Regions from separate parts of the Homo sapiens genome. Here region 1 is linked to region 2. Evidence: chromatin contacts called from ENCODE Hi-C or POLR2A ChIA-PET data. All regions are on one chromosome and are shown on one strand. Each heading gives the region's core, a stretch centred on a gene start or an enhancer-like site at or near the end of the contact. The rest is flanking DNA. Distances are from core to core; before and after follow the strand shown.

What was found. Hi-C counts contacts between places; a loop is a spot of excess contacts on that map. ChIA-PET counts read pairs that join two places held with the same protein, here RNA polymerase II (POLR2A). Pooled maps may share reads with other maps.
Region 1: a map of endothelial cell of umbilical vein shows a loop between it and region 2 (3-fold over the local background). The contact joins two enhancer-like sites. A Hi-C loop is called at or near these places in 3 of 168 maps with a recorded cell type or tissue (endothelial cell of umbilical vein and heart right ventricle) and 3 of 50 pooled maps. POLR2A ChIA-PET finds 5 or more read pairs at or near these places in 9 of 52 experiments (BJ, H1, IMR-90 and 6 more).

What each region holds. Positions count from the first base shown.
Region 1 is chr5:16,956,559-16,959,258 of GRCh38, forward strand. No RefSeq gene overlaps it. Among named protein-coding and RNA genes, the nearest start is that of MYO10, 22 kb to the left of the region's middle. Within about 2 kb of position 1,358, at least 3 of the 41 ENCODE cell types and tissues checked have a DNase peak (open chromatin) inside an H3K27ac peak, as active enhancers do; they include endothelial cell of umbilical vein, where a contact is called at or near this core.
Region 2 is chr5:16,993,483-16,996,182 of GRCh38, forward strand. No RefSeq gene overlaps it. Among named protein-coding and RNA genes, the nearest start is that of MYO10, 59 kb to the left of the region's middle. RefSeq lists an enhancer at 928-1,480. Within about 2 kb of position 1,354, at least 3 of the 41 ENCODE cell types and tissues checked have a DNase peak (open chromatin) inside an H3K27ac peak, as active enhancers do; they include endothelial cell of umbilical vein, where a contact is called at or near this core.

The DNA of each region.
Region 1 (2,700 bases), core at 108-2,607, 37 kb before region 2:
AGCAAGGGTGGGTGCAGGGGCTTCACAGCTCTTGGGATTTCTGGGTCCTTTATTTTCTATGAAGCTTATTGGAATGGGTTTAAGAGACATCGGGAGAAGAGGACTGAAGGGCATTAAGCGCAGACTTGCTAGGAGTTGGTTAGAAAGGAAACTAGTGAAATGGGGAAATACCTGGAGAGAAAAGTAAAGACAAAAGAAAGGTTCTATTTTAAGAAGGAGAGGCTGGGTGCAGGGTCTCACGCCTGTAATCCCAGCACTTTGGGAGGCTGAGGCAGGAGGATAAGTTGAGGTCAGGAGTTCAAGACAAGCCTGGCCAACGTGGTGAAACCCCATCTCTACTAAAAAATACAAAAATTAGCCGGGCGTGTTGATGCGCACCTGTAGTCCCAGCTACTTGGGAGGCTGAGGCACGAGAATCAATAGAACTGGGAGGTGGAGGTTGCAGTGAGCTGAGATCACGCCACTGCACTCCAGTCTGGGCAACAGAGTGAGACTCTGTCTCAAAAATAAAATAAAATACAATTTTATTATTTCAAAGAAGGAGAACCCATCCATGCTTGGGTGCTTATGGGAATGGACTAGTTGAAAGGCGAAAGTTGGTAGAGAGGAGAAAAGCATGGCCAGAGGGATGCCTTTGAGTTGTCAAGAAGGGGAGATTTGGTATCCAGATTGCAGTGTGTGACCTGACTGTGTTAGAGGACCTCAGAGAGGCAAAGAGCACCCCTAGCTTTGGAGGTGGTGAGAGGTGAAGCCAGCTGGACTTCCCGGGTCTAGTGGGGGCTTGGAGAACTTTTCTGTCCAGCTAAAGGATTGTAAATGCACCAATCAGCACTCTGTGTCTAGCTAAAGGATTGTAAATGCACCAATCAGCACTCTGTAAAATGGACCAGTCAGTGCTCTGTAAAATGGCCCAATCAGTACTCTGTAAAATGGACCAATCAGGAGGATGTGGGCGGGGCCAAATGAGGGAATAAAAGTTGGCCACCAGCGCCAGCACCCGCAAGCGGTTCAGGTTCCTTTTCCACACTGTGGAAGCTTTAGTCTTTCACTCCTCACAGTAAGTCTTGCTGCTGTTCACTCTTTGGGTCCACAGCACCTTTAAAAGTTGTAACACGTGCTGAGGAGGTCGGCTTCACTCTTGAAGTCAGCGAGACCACCAACCCACCAGAAGGAAGAAACTCCAGACACAGTGGCACTGGGTGGAAATTGAACAAGGAGCTCTCCTGACTTAAGTCTGAGGCCCTCTCCCTGGTACAGTTGCTTCGAGGGCCTAGGCGGGGCCTTAGCAATGTGTTCCTATGGTTTTGAAAGTGTTTCATGAGCTGTTTTCATTGTAATAGATGCACCTTAAGATTCAGCTTTCCAATGTTAGCTGTGTTACGCTCCCCCCTGCATTCTGGGGGCATTGGAGTAGGCGGGAGGATTCTTGAGACCTGAGTAAGGGGAAGTTTAGTGGTATATTAGTCAGGGTTTTCCAGAGATACAGAACCAACAGGATGTGTATATATAGAAAGAGATTTGGTTTAAGGAATTGGCTCACACAATTGCGGAGGCTTGCTTAGTCCAAAATCTGCAGGGTAGGCCAGCAGGCTGGAGACCAGGGAAGAGTTGTAGTTCAAATGCTGGCAGAATTCCTTCCTCTTAAAGGGAAGTCAGTTTTTGTTCTAGTAAGGCCTTCAACTGATTGGATGAGGCCCTTTTCCATTATGGAAGGCAATCTGATTTGCCAAAGTCCACTAATTTAAATGCAAATCTCATCCAAAGACACCCTCATAGGCACATCCAGAATAATGTTTGACCAAATATCTGGTGGCCCAGCCAAGTGACATATAAAATTAGCCATCAAGGCCAGGCGTGGTGGCTCACGCCTGTAATCCCAGCACTTTGGGAGACCAAGGCCGTTGGATCACTTGCATCTAGGAGTTTGAGACCAGCCTGGCAACATAGTGAGACTCTGTCTTTACAAAAAATAAAAAATTAGCTGAGTGTCATGGTGTGCATCTGTAGTCTTAGCTACTCAGGAGGCTGAGGCAGGAGGATCACTGGAGCCTGGGAGGTCCAGGCTGCAGTGAGTCGTGATCACTCCACTACACTCAGCCTGGGCAGCAGAGTAAGACCCTGTCTCAAAAAAAAAAATTAGCCATCATTCATAGGATATATTTTTGTGCTTTGGAGTGTTTTGTTTTTGTATTTATTTATTTATTTATTTATTTATTTATTTGAGACAGAGTCTTGCTCTGTCACCCAAGCTGGAGTGCAATGGCGCAATCTCGGCTTACTGCAACCTCTGCCTCCCGGATTCAAGGGATTCTTCTGCCTCAGCCTCTGGAGTAGCTGGGATTACAGGTGCGCACCACCACGCCTGGCTAATTTTTTTTTTTTTTAATTTGTAGTAGAGACAGGGTTTTACCATATTGGCCAGGCTGGTCTCAAACTCCTGACCTCGTGATCCACCTGCCTCGGCCTCCCAAAGTGCTGGGATTACAGGTGTGAGCCACCGCACCCGGCCATGTATTTTTTTTGAAACAGAGTCTTGGCCTGTCACGCAGGCTGAAGTGCAGTGGCATGATCATGGCTCACTTCAGCCTGAACCTCCCAGGCTCAGACAATCCTCCTGCCTCAGCTTCCTGAGTAGCTGAGACCTCAGGTACATGCCACCATGCCCAGTTAATTTTTAAATTATGTATAGAAATGAGGTCT
Region 2 (2,700 bases), core at 104-2,603:
GAAGAAAAATGAGAAAGAAAAGGAAATGGTTTAAATTTTCAAAAATGAACAAAAATAAGATGGATTCAGAATACTCCACGTGCAGCTGTTTCTGCCAGTACCGTAAGGACCACATAGATTAATTAGCTTTGGCCTTTATCTTTGAAGAATTTAGAATTAAGAGTAGAAATCAGATGAAAAATATGAGAAGACATACATGTCTTTGTCTACCCTTGTTTCCTGAGATTTATATGAAGAGAGCTTTTCAAAGTAGTTAATGGCCAGGCACAGTGACACGTCTGTAATCCCAGCACTTTGGGAGGCCGAGAGGGGAGGATCATTTGAGCCCAGGAGTTTCAGACCAGCCTGGCCAATGTGGCGAAACCCTGTCTCTACTAAAAATACAAAAATTAGCTGGGCATGGTGGCGTGTGCCTGTAACCCCAGCTACTCAGGAGGCTGAGACAGGAGAATTGCTTGAACCCAGGAGGCGGAGGTTGCAGTGAGCCAAGATTGCATGACTGTACTCCAGCCTGGGAGACAGAGCGAGACTCCGTCTCAAAAAAAAAAAAAAAGAAAAAGAAAAGAGTAGTTAATGGCCAGGCATAGTGACTCACGCACTTTGGGAGGCTGAGGTGGGAGAATCACTTGATCCTAGGAGTTCAAGACCAGCCTGGGCAACATAGCGAGACTCCGTCTCTACAAAAAATACAAAAAGTTAGCTAGATGTGGTGGCACTTGCCTGTAGTCCCGGCTGCTTGGGAGGCTGAGGTAGGAGGATTGCTTGAGCTCAGAAGTTTGAAGCTGTAGTGAGCCAAGTCACAGGGCTGCACTCCAGCCTGGGGGACAGAGCAGTACTCTGTTAAAAAAAAAAAAAAAAAGTAGTTAACATATTTTACTTCTCTTTGAAAGTGCTTCAAGTAAGTGGGATAACTAAAAAACAGAAAATGTTTAAAATTTATGCTTGTCGCTTATAAATTCCATTTCTGTCTTGCAGTTCAGGCTGGGGGGCTTTGTGGAGATCCCTCTCCTGAGGTGGTGTCCAGGGCTTGGGGGACAATTACTGGGCGTGTCCCCTCCTCTGTAACCAGAAGGCGGAACATGTGCTGACAGCTGAGAGGGAGAAAGGAGCTATTTTCTCCTCCCTTCTAAAGCTGTTAATGTCCTGGGCTCCAATAAACGATTGTAACAATTGATCTCTGTGTGGTGAATCAGATACTCATTACATCTTGCTAAGCAAGACACTTAACTGAGCAGAATTCCTTTTCTAGTGACCTCTTCTCTCCTCTTAATGGGCAGTGATCCCTGAACCACAGGGGCTTGTTGTTGGTCCAGGTCACAGGCTTACAGCCTCCAGCGACACACACAGTAGTTTGAGCAGGAAAGGGAGAGGGACACTCTTCCATAAAAGGCCTCAGTGTGATCTGCTGTGTGGCAGACAACTGTGCGCAGGTCCTTGAAGTACTGAAGAAAGTCAGAGGAAGTTTGCCTGAGGGGTGCTTGTGATATTTTTGGCAGTGATTTTCTCACTACCTGTACTGTTTGTGTCTATTATTAATGTTTACTGCAACTTGAAAAAGAATAGCTACTAAATTAGGATTTGATGAACTTCTCAGCTGGAGAGAGCTGGATCTTACAGAGAAACACCATTTGGGATTGGAGATGTTGTGTTCTCTTAGTGGTTTCATTTTGATGTTAGGATAAGGAAGGGAAAAAACACTTCCAGAAGGCAGAAACAGCTTGTTGTGTCCAGTCCATGGAAGAAACATCAACATGTTTGAAGTGAGCTTTGCAGTTGTTTTGTCTAAATAGATGAAGGGCTCCAGGCTTTGGCTGCCTCACCATCACATCCTTTTATAATTTTAGTTTGGTTGATGAGTTTTTTTTCCTCAAGATTCTGCCTGATTTCAGCAAGTGTTTGGTGCTGCTGGGTAATGTCTTTACTATTAAACCATTTGGATTTTACTCACTTTTCAAGATCAATGGCTTATTTTGTTGTTACTGGAAAGGAGTTAGAAAGCTCCACAACATCTCTTCCACTCTGCCTTCAAGGGATCGTCACAGCACAAATGTGATTGTTTCTGGACTTGTTAAGAGCCCTGAGCAATACAATGTGAAATAGCTTAGGCCTGGGCTGGAAGGAAATGATGAATGTTTTCCTTAGAGGAAGCGATTGGGGGTTTGGATGGAGGGATCTCGGGGCAAAACCCCACTTCCTGGAAGGATAATTAGTGTGTAGAAAGGTAAGCAGACACTGTTCTCGTAGAAAGTCCCTTGTAATTATCCCAATAGGAATGTGCTCAGGACATATTTTTCCCTTTATTAAAGGGGTTGTGGGAGCACTGAATGATCAGCGTTGAGCCTTTTGTCCCAAGGAGAATTTCACAAAGGGCAAAGTCCCCTTTCCTCATATTTTGCATACCAAGGGAGTAATATCCAAAAAGTAGTGGTCCATTTGTTAATTCACTTTTTAGATCTCTCTCCCTCCATGCATACCATATATAATATATACATTCTATTTAGTGTATTATATAATAAAACAAAATGCACAGAAAGGTTGCTTAAAGATCTTAAGTGTGTGTTTGTACTGTCATCCTAATGAGATTTGGAGATTAAAGTTTTCTAAAATCTTGTTTTAGAAACAAGGTTATTATCGTCAGGGATAATACATTATATTTTTTTACATGAGGCTCTTGGAAATCCATTGGAGAGACATTTCCTC